Linked DNA regions of Homo sapiens: region 1 is linked to region 2. Evidence: chromatin loops called from intact Hi-C (ENCODE). Cell type or tissue: HepG2. All regions are shown on one strand. Links, peaks and the distances in the headings refer to the core of each region. The heading gives the core; the rest is flanking DNA.

Region 1 (4,405 bases), core at 237-4,236, 95 kb after region 2:
CAAAATACAGTAACATTTTGAGGTATGGGGTTAGGACTTCAACATGTAAATTTTGGGGAGGCACAGTTCAACCCATAATGCATCCCTTACTTTCTTCCTTCTCCCTGACAAGCATCGGCCACACCAGATGTTTTTCTGATTGCACCAAAGCCTTCCGTATCTCATGCTTTGCTCCTTCTGCTTTCTTTGCATGAGATGCCTTTGTCTTATCTAGACCATTTTTCTGCCTGATGAACACTGATAATATTTCAAGATGTAATTTAGAAATCACCCTTGGCCTGGTGCAGTGGCTCACGCCTGTAATCCCACCACTTTGGGAGGCTGAGGTGGGCTGATCACGAGGTCAGGAGTTCAAGACCAGCCTGGCCAATATAGAGAAACCCCATCTCTACTAAAAATACAAAAATTAGCCGGGTGTGGTGGTGCACGTCTGTAGTCCCAGCTACTCAGGAGGCTGAGGCAGAAGAATTGCTTGAACCCGGGAGGCCAAGGTTGCACTGAGCCGAGATCATGCCACTGCACTCCAGCCAGGGTGACAGAGCGAGACTCCGTCTCAAAAAAAAAGAAGCCACCCTTTCTGTATTGTCTTTCTTGACCTCTTGGTGTCTGTGGAGATGTTCCATAGTTGCACCTGTGACAAGTGTTGTACTCATGTGGGTGCATCTGTCCTCAGTCCTAAATTGAAAACCAGAGCCTATGTTTCATTACTGCTCAATGAAGATTTGTTGGATGAATGACTTGCAGGATCTTCTCTGACCCTCTTGAGTTTTGATTGGTTGGATACATTGTTAGATAATGAGGCAACAGAAATGTTGCAGTTCCTGAGTTACCAAAGCAATTTTGTGAAGATAACTATACTGAGCAGGATAAGCTTAAGATACGTAAAGTGCAACCAAAGACACTGTGAAAGGTAACATGATAGGTTGTGCATAGAAGTGGACACAAATTGAACCAGGACACTTTTACTTTAAGCTAAACTATTATTTTCTTAGATTTATTTACAAGAAAATGATTAGAGTAAAAGTTTTGCTTTTTAAAATCACTTGAAAAATTTCCCAGAGTCTCTTTTATTTCTTTTTTCCTCACAAACAAAAGGAGCTAGCTTTTTCCTAAAGAAGTTTTATCCTGATGATTTACTAAGTGAGATATTAGATAATTACTTTTACTTTATAGATTTTTACCTGGCACCTCAGGACTTGGAAATAAAGCTTTCTTTGAGGGGAAAATGTTTTGAAACATAAAACTTCCAAGACAAAGCTGTACCCATTTTCTAGCACAATTTATAGCAACTTCTAGAATCTCATATACAAGATGGGAGTTGAAAGAATTTTATAAAATTCTCATTTAGCAATATTAGAAAAATATTTAATGCATTACCATTCATCCTTTCTTTCATAGATGTTAGACAAAAAAAATAGATCTAGATGTATTCTGACAATAGTTCCTTTCCTTCGACACTATGCTCCATGAATTGTTCTGTGGTTCCCTATTTTTTGAAATGTAGGTAAGACCTATCTTGTATACACCATAAATTATAGTTCATTATAAACTATAGCTTATAGCAAACTTTAAGCAAGAATGATGAACTACTGCAATTTGGAGGAGAGAAATCCTCTGCCTGTTGGTAGGACTACATCAAGGTAGGTAGTTATCTATGTTTCTTTGGAAGAGTCTCAAATCATGTCATTAAAAATGGCAGTACTATACATATACCTGATGGCTTTGTCCCTTGGTTAGGCTCTTCATTCATTAGTAAATTCATCAATTTATTTCCTCCATCATTCAACCTATGTTTCCTATGAGCTTGCTGTGTGCAGGATACTTTGCTACATTAACTATGCAGTGCCTTATTGTATGCAGTTATTTGCCCCATTTATTTTCATGATAAGATTTCAAAAGAAAACTCTTAATACATCCGGTGAGGGCCTTTCCACTTGAAAAAAAATGCCAAACATTTAACCTGACTGAAAATGTATCACCAAAGTGCTTGGCTTCTGGCATAAAGCAGGGACTATGTATAAACACATCATAAAAATAGATAAAACAAGACCAGAGAGCCCAGAAGGGTAAAGTTGTCCTTTAGATACAGTCATGGTGACAACCCAAGCAGTGCCAGAGGATAAAGCAAGCTGCACCAGACTTCAAGTCAACAGACATTTATTGAACTCCAGTTCTGCATGGGGCACTGTGATAGTTGCTTTTGGGGATACAAAGATGAGTGAGACATCATTCTGCCCTCAAGAAATTTACAAGGGGAGAGAGAGATACACAGAACTGCCATACAAGGCAGGATGCATTAAGTGCACAAAGAGAGATATAACTAAAGTGCTTAGGGACATGCAGGAGAAAGTGGTTAATTTTTACCATAAATATCAGGGAAGACTTCATGCAAAAGATAGGCTTTGAGTTTTTCATGTAAGTTTAGATCAGATTCTGAGAGATAGAGGTATGGGAAAGAGTGAAGTAAACAGCACATAAGAACAGTCATGAAGAAGGCAATTTCAGTGTGCAGCATTTAGAGCTTGGGTCAGAAAAGCAGGTCCACTACAAGTGGGAGCTGGTTGCTATACACTGAATGTTTGCAGTCCACAAAATCAATATGTTGAAACCCTAATCTCCAGTGTGATGGTATTTGGAGGTGGGGCCTTTGGGAGGTAACTGGGCTTGGATGAGGTCATGGGGGTGGAACTCATGATGGAATTGGAGCCTTTACAAGGGAATGAAGAGACAAGAGCTCTCTTTATGCCACGTGAGGATACAGCAAGGCCCCAATCTGCAAGCCAGGAAGAGTCGTCACGAGAACCAGACCATGCAGGAACTCTGATCGTGGACATTTCAACCTCCAGAACTGTGATCCAGTAAGTGTTGTTTAAGCCACCCAGTCTTTGTTATTTTTTATAGCAGCCTAAGCGGACTGAGACACGTGAAGGTGGACTGAGACACATGAAGCAGTCAGTGTGGGGCTGTTCCTTCACTATCTGGTGCTGAAGCTTTAAGTCCACGGGGCAGGAAGTTGGGAGAAAAGAGGGCGTGAAATAGAGAGGGGTTCGAACAATCTGGAACTCTTGAGGCTGAGCTGGTTCCCACAAGGACCAACTGGGACCCATTAGCCCCTCTTACCACCTGTTAGCCTCCATCTTTGATTATGGAATCGATTTGCTGGAGAAGCTGGAGCTTTTCCTCATGGAGCTAAATCTGCTGCTGCCATGGGTGTGATAAGCTGAAGGAGGGGAGTGGGAAGGAGCTGAGGAGCTGCACTAGGCTGCTACCCCAGCCAACCAGTTGAACTGGCACTGGGACAACCATGTATGCTGTCTGAAGCACAGCCTGACGCCCCTGTGGACCTTTATAGAATGCAAAGAGTATGGCTGCTACTTCACTTTTACCTTTCAAATCTTGTGCAAATTCACTTATGCTCCACCCCCAACCCAGAACTCTGCGGATAAAGGAATTCTGGGAAATGTAGTTCCAGTTTGTCTGAATTGACCTATTGCAAATCCACAACACAGCACCAGAATATTACCTAGGATTATATTCGACCTGTTTCAGTGCTACAGAATATTTTATCTTCTCAGAAACCATGTAGTCTCCTTAGAACATCACAGTGAGTGCAACCTCCCACAGAGCTAACCTGTGTAATTGAAACCATTTAGGGAACAATGTATTCACTTGCTAAAGATCAACCAACTTGTTCATTTTTCAATTGTTTAGGGCCTTGCTGGAATTTAACACAAGGCAGAGAATAAGATTTGAGTAAAAGAGAGAGTTATATAAAATTGATGCTTTTCTCTCTTTTTTTTAATCATTGAAAAGTGAATGGAGAGACCCTTTTTCATTTTTGCTGGACAGCTTACAAATTCTAGATACATCAGAGCTCTTACATACAGATGTAGAACAATATGGTCTTGGGAAGCTGAAAATGCTAACTGAAACAAGCAGGACAGGGGATGAGTCAAGTGATTAATTTTTTATGATGATAGATGTCTTACAACTCTTTCTTTCCTCTTCCTAGAAATGCATATGTATCTTTGGAAGAAACTCTGAAGTAAAGGCCGGAATATTCTTTGTTTAAAACATTAAAAACAAAACAGACCAAAGCATCAAGCAAGAAGTTTCCTGGCAATAAACTAAGCACAGCATTATTTTTTAAGGAACACAAATTAAGTGTTCAACCTGTGGCAAATTTGTACTTTCTCCCTGAATTATGTTGTTATCAAAGAAAAAAATTGGGAAGCATGGCAAAATATCATCAAAACTGAAACTAGAATTAAACAAAACTAAATTAAAATGAAATAAAATGATGTCCATTCTTAATTCATCCTCACAACTGGGCCACTAGTTTTATGCATCTTGGCAGCCAATATTTTTGTCTCTAGGGCATAAATTATGCATCAGGTACCTCTGA
Region 2 (4,405 bases), core at 268-4,267:
ATTAACTTACTGGGCTAGTTACTCATGAGGTGATTCTGGATTGATTTAATCTTTGGTGCTTTTTCACTGTAAATACTTTGGAAGAACTGGTTATTTGGATTTAAAATTGGATACTTTCAGGAAAAGAAACAGATGAAAGCTGACAGAATTCATACTGATCTCCTTCCTTACTTACAATATCCAACTGTGGTTGGTGATTATAACATTAAATAGGTATTAATGACTGGATTCAAATAGTAACTCTCTATGCCTACATTAGAATGATATATTTTAGGCATGTGGGGACATTTTCTACAGTGGTAAGGAATGCCACACACTCATGTATGCAAGGGTTGAGACCAACACTTGGGATCTTGTAAAAATGTCTTCTCCTAACCAACATTGTGTTCCACTTTTATTAATAAACTCAGGGTTGACCCTGCTGTCTTTTGACTGGAGTCATATAAATTGATGCATTGCTATGAGTAGGAGAAGCTGGAGGACCGCATGGAGAGAGGAGAGATAATGATGACAATAGATATCATTTATTGAATGATTATTATACATCATACAATGCTCTAATTATTTTTACATTTATTATCTCCTTTAATCTTTGCAACAACCCTATGAGGGAGATACTATTATACTTGTTTTGTAGATGAGGTATCCAAGGTAAAAGTAGAAACTTTTCCAAAGTGGTGGACTTTGGGATTGAATGCACTCTCTGAATCCAAAGCCTATACTCAAGTGGGTAAAGCTTGGGATGACCAGTATGAGAAAAGCAGAGAGAACCATTAGGTTTATCCTCTAAATAGGGAAGAAGTCCTTTCTAAACTCTATCTACCAACATATTGCATTGTATATTTTATTCTTCCCCTCCACCTCCTCCTTACAGAGGCACATAAATAGAGGAGAGACAGAGATAGTGGACATGAAGGGTCCTCATAGCAGAGTCTTAAAAGATGCAAAGTGACTTCCATGAAGCAATGATCTAAGACCCAATGAGAGTGGGCACATGGCGATATGGTTAGATACCAACGGCCAGAAACAGGAAAAATTTGAATGCCTTATCATCTGATCATGGGGAGAGAAGATGACATCCTCCCATTCTCACTGAGGATGGCACCTCAGTGGCACCACATAGACTCCTTGAAACTAAGGTGACAGCCCTTGGATAATGAGTGAGTAGAGAATATCGTCAAGCTAGTCACAGACTGAGGAAATACTGCACTGACTGATTAACCCTAAATTTGACTACTGAATAGAATGGAGGCTCAAGACAGAAATGAATTGTAAAAAAAGATAAAGTAAAAATTATTTGTACACACGTTTGAAACCTGAGATTTATGTCCTGAGTTGTTTTATTCATAAACTGTTTAATTGTTACAGATTTGCATCCTAAGAGAACCTGACCATGAAATGTTTACAAAGGCTATTGAAGTGACAGCAGTTATTGTTGGTTTTAGGGTCATAAGTTAGGTGTCAAATCATAAAAAACTGGCCTTTTTGAGGAATTGCATTTTATTTTGATTTTTTCTTCAAGATCTATAACATAGTAGGAAATTCATTATTTTGTAAACTTATTCTGTACCAATTTCTCCAGCTGAATTTTACAAGCCTAGAAAACAGTTGCTGAAAGGTCTTTGATGCCTCCACTTGATTTTTACTCATGTTTTATATTTGCCGTGCACATTTTGTAGTCAATGATACAATTCATTTTGGCTTTATTTACTGAAGGGCTTGGCCCTGATGTTGAAAGTCATACTGCAATATTGTTTACTCAACCTTTAGAAGGCAGGAAAGTTGTTAAACATAAGCCCTAGTGCATTTTTAAAATTCTGATAAAACACAATTTTACCACAATATCTTTAAAAATCTCACATACACTATTTACAAATAACTTTCCCTTCTTTATTTCAGTTATTTTTTAAGACCATTAGGTTGGTGTTGTTTATGGCAAAGTGGTAATTTAATACCAGATAGTAAATTCATTATGTGATTTCAGTGGGCAGACAATTACATCATGCAATTTCTCTGTGTCTCTTAAGTGACTCATCTGCTGGCTTATGTTCAATGTAGGAACCAGGTCATCAGCTCTTCTGTAAAGCTGACCAAGCAAGTCATCACAATGTGATGTAAATAAATATATATAAATAAACCAGCACCAACATGTGAGGGGTACTAGTGATGGCTGGACATTTGCAGTGAGTAATTTAGTGGACATATGATTCTACTGCTCTTAAAAAAAAATTAATGCTGCTTTTGCTGGTGAAGGCATCTTTGCTGACTATAATAACAGCAACCTAAATGTGTATAGTGCTTTAACAATTTTTGAAGCACTTTCGCAGGTGATATTATCATGTGGAATATTTCCCCACAATCTTGTGACACAATTGTGAATCATATTGTCCTCATTTTCAGATAAGGAATTGTTACCCAGAGAATTTAAGTGTTTCTCTTGAAGCAATTGCTAAATGGCACAGTGCATTAGAACCAGGTCTTCTTGGAATCATGTTCTTCTTCTTTTCCCCATAAGACTTGAACATCAACAGGTCAGGACACTAAAGCTAAACAAAACTGAATGTTATTAAACTGACAATATTCTACTCTTTCTAGCTGATTACAGTTTCATATGACTCGACCTAATAGTAAAATAGAGGCTTTGGGTATCCTTGGTCAGAAAATCTGAGAATTTAGTTGAAGTAAATGAAGGAAGACCAAACAGGCAGGGACTATGGCCATGGATCCAGAGTCCAAGCTGGATGTACATGGATACTGACAGGAAAACAGAGAAAGTGAGAGCTGTTTAAAATGTGAACCACATCTATGTTTTGGGAATAGATATTTGCTTTTAATTTTGCATAGCACCATGGGATAAGCTTGAAATGCTTCTGAGTGAATGACTTCTATAGATTAGAGATTTAACTGAATCTAAAAGCAAAATAGATCTATGATTTGGAGATCAGATGAGATTTTTAGCCTGATTTATTTAGAAAATTTTGTATGTTTGGGACTCTTATCTAGTAGATTTTGACTGTACCTTCATTAAATAAAATAGTGTAATATAGGTGTCGATTCACATCAACAAAAGTAGGAGGCTGTCATGAGACACAAGGAAAAACATGGTTGTCATGTCAAAAGGCTTCAGTTTAACACCAAATTCTCCTGCATGATTTGGACAAGTAATTGAACCCCATGCAGATTAATTTTCTTAATTAAAAAACAGTGATAACAATACCTACCTCATAGAGATGTTGTGAGGATTAACCTATGGATTACTGGAGTTAGTAACCCTGGATGGATTTTAGGACATCAATGAACCCTCCAACATTGCATGCATGAAATTCTGGTGAGAATGTTCATTATTGTCATCAGATCCTTAAAAGTCTCCACAAATTGCAAAAGGCTAAGAACTACCAACGTATATGAAAAGGATTTGAAATTGTGAAATGCTACACAAATGTTAGAAATCAAGGATAAAGAAGCACTATCCAGGAAAGGAAAACAAAACAGTAATTTTTAGGGAGATAGAATGTTTATCTGTCTCCAACAAACTTGGATTGGACTTCTAGGAGATAATTTGATAAGTCAAACGTACATAAAACATAAATTACCTCTAATGGCAAAATCACTTTTATTTGTAGTAATTTTAAATATAGGCTTGTTAAACTGTGCTTTTGAACATACTTCATAGATGATAATCTGTAATTTACTAGTTTCTCTCTCTTTTTCAAATTTTATTGTATGTATTTGAGATCCTTTTATGATTTTTTTTAAGGTGATGTCATTGAACTCTTAAGTGCAAGATGAAACAAGTCTTTCTGGGGTTCTAAGTAGGTAAGTGATCTGTCCATTTCTTAACTAGCTAAATGAATTGCTTTATTAAGATACTGAAGGTATGTCAGGCCTATCAAGATCCAGTATCTGGAATCACTAATCAACTCTCTATGAACATTATTTTTTTGAAGACTTTTCTTTCGGCACACTAAACAAAAATAAACTCAACCTGGGGGAAGATGCTTGGAGCTAATGTGAGGAGGAAGGAATGATATCAAAGACCTTGCTTTCTCAAAGTTCCCTAAGATGCGAAAGAATCAGTACTGCAGTTTTAAAATAGGCTGGGGTTGGACAGAGGAGCAACAAATTGTAATTTAGGAGTGCCATTGCTTTCTCAGACATAACGGCATTATTGTCTGGGGGAAAGAGTTCTATTGTATAAATACTGTTGAGAGGATAGTGGAATTTAGATCTCCAGCCTCTTCCTTGATTTTGGCAAGGTTGAATGTAGAGGAAACCACAGTCGTTCAGGAAGAACGTTATGTGAACAATGTCATGTTTTATTGGTGGAATGAGTAAACCAGGCAGTACAGGCTGTAAAAACGTATCAGTTGGTGTTATGGCAGGAAACAGATGGCTCATTCCAATA

The links. Hi-C counts contacts between places; a loop is a spot of excess contacts. Peaks named below come from ENCODE experiments on the same cell type or tissue, not always from the same donor. Only the 100,000 strongest peaks of a DNase experiment are listed, where the experiment ranks them.
Region 1: a loop joins it to region 2, with 7 times the contacts of the local background. A loop is called at or near these places in 1 of 110 quality-filtered maps.

The regions. Positions count from the first base shown.
Region 1 is chr6:8,649,533-8,653,937 of GRCh38, forward strand. It overlaps HULC (hepatocellular carcinoma up-regulated long non-coding RNA), which reads left to right and starts at 2,737. Exons shown (of 2, transcript NR_004855.3): 1 at 2,737-2,858; 2 at 4,013-4,324. All of the region lies in intron 3 of LOC100506207 (a long non-coding RNA gene), which reads left to right. In HepG2, for the core only: no CTCF peak of the experiment used is centred there; DNase peaks (open chromatin) are centred at 2,669 and 3,419; H3K4me3 peaks cover 1,243 bases.
Region 2 is chr6:8,554,828-8,559,232 of GRCh38, forward strand. It overlaps LOC100506207 (a long non-coding RNA gene), which reads left to right. Exons shown (of 5, transcript NR_038980.1): 3 at 3,758-3,816. Among named protein-coding and RNA genes, the nearest start is that of HULC, 95 kb to the right of the region's middle. RefSeq lists an enhancer at 1,088-1,257. In HepG2, for the core only: no CTCF peak of the experiment used is centred there; DNase peaks (open chromatin) are centred at 1,754 and 2,014.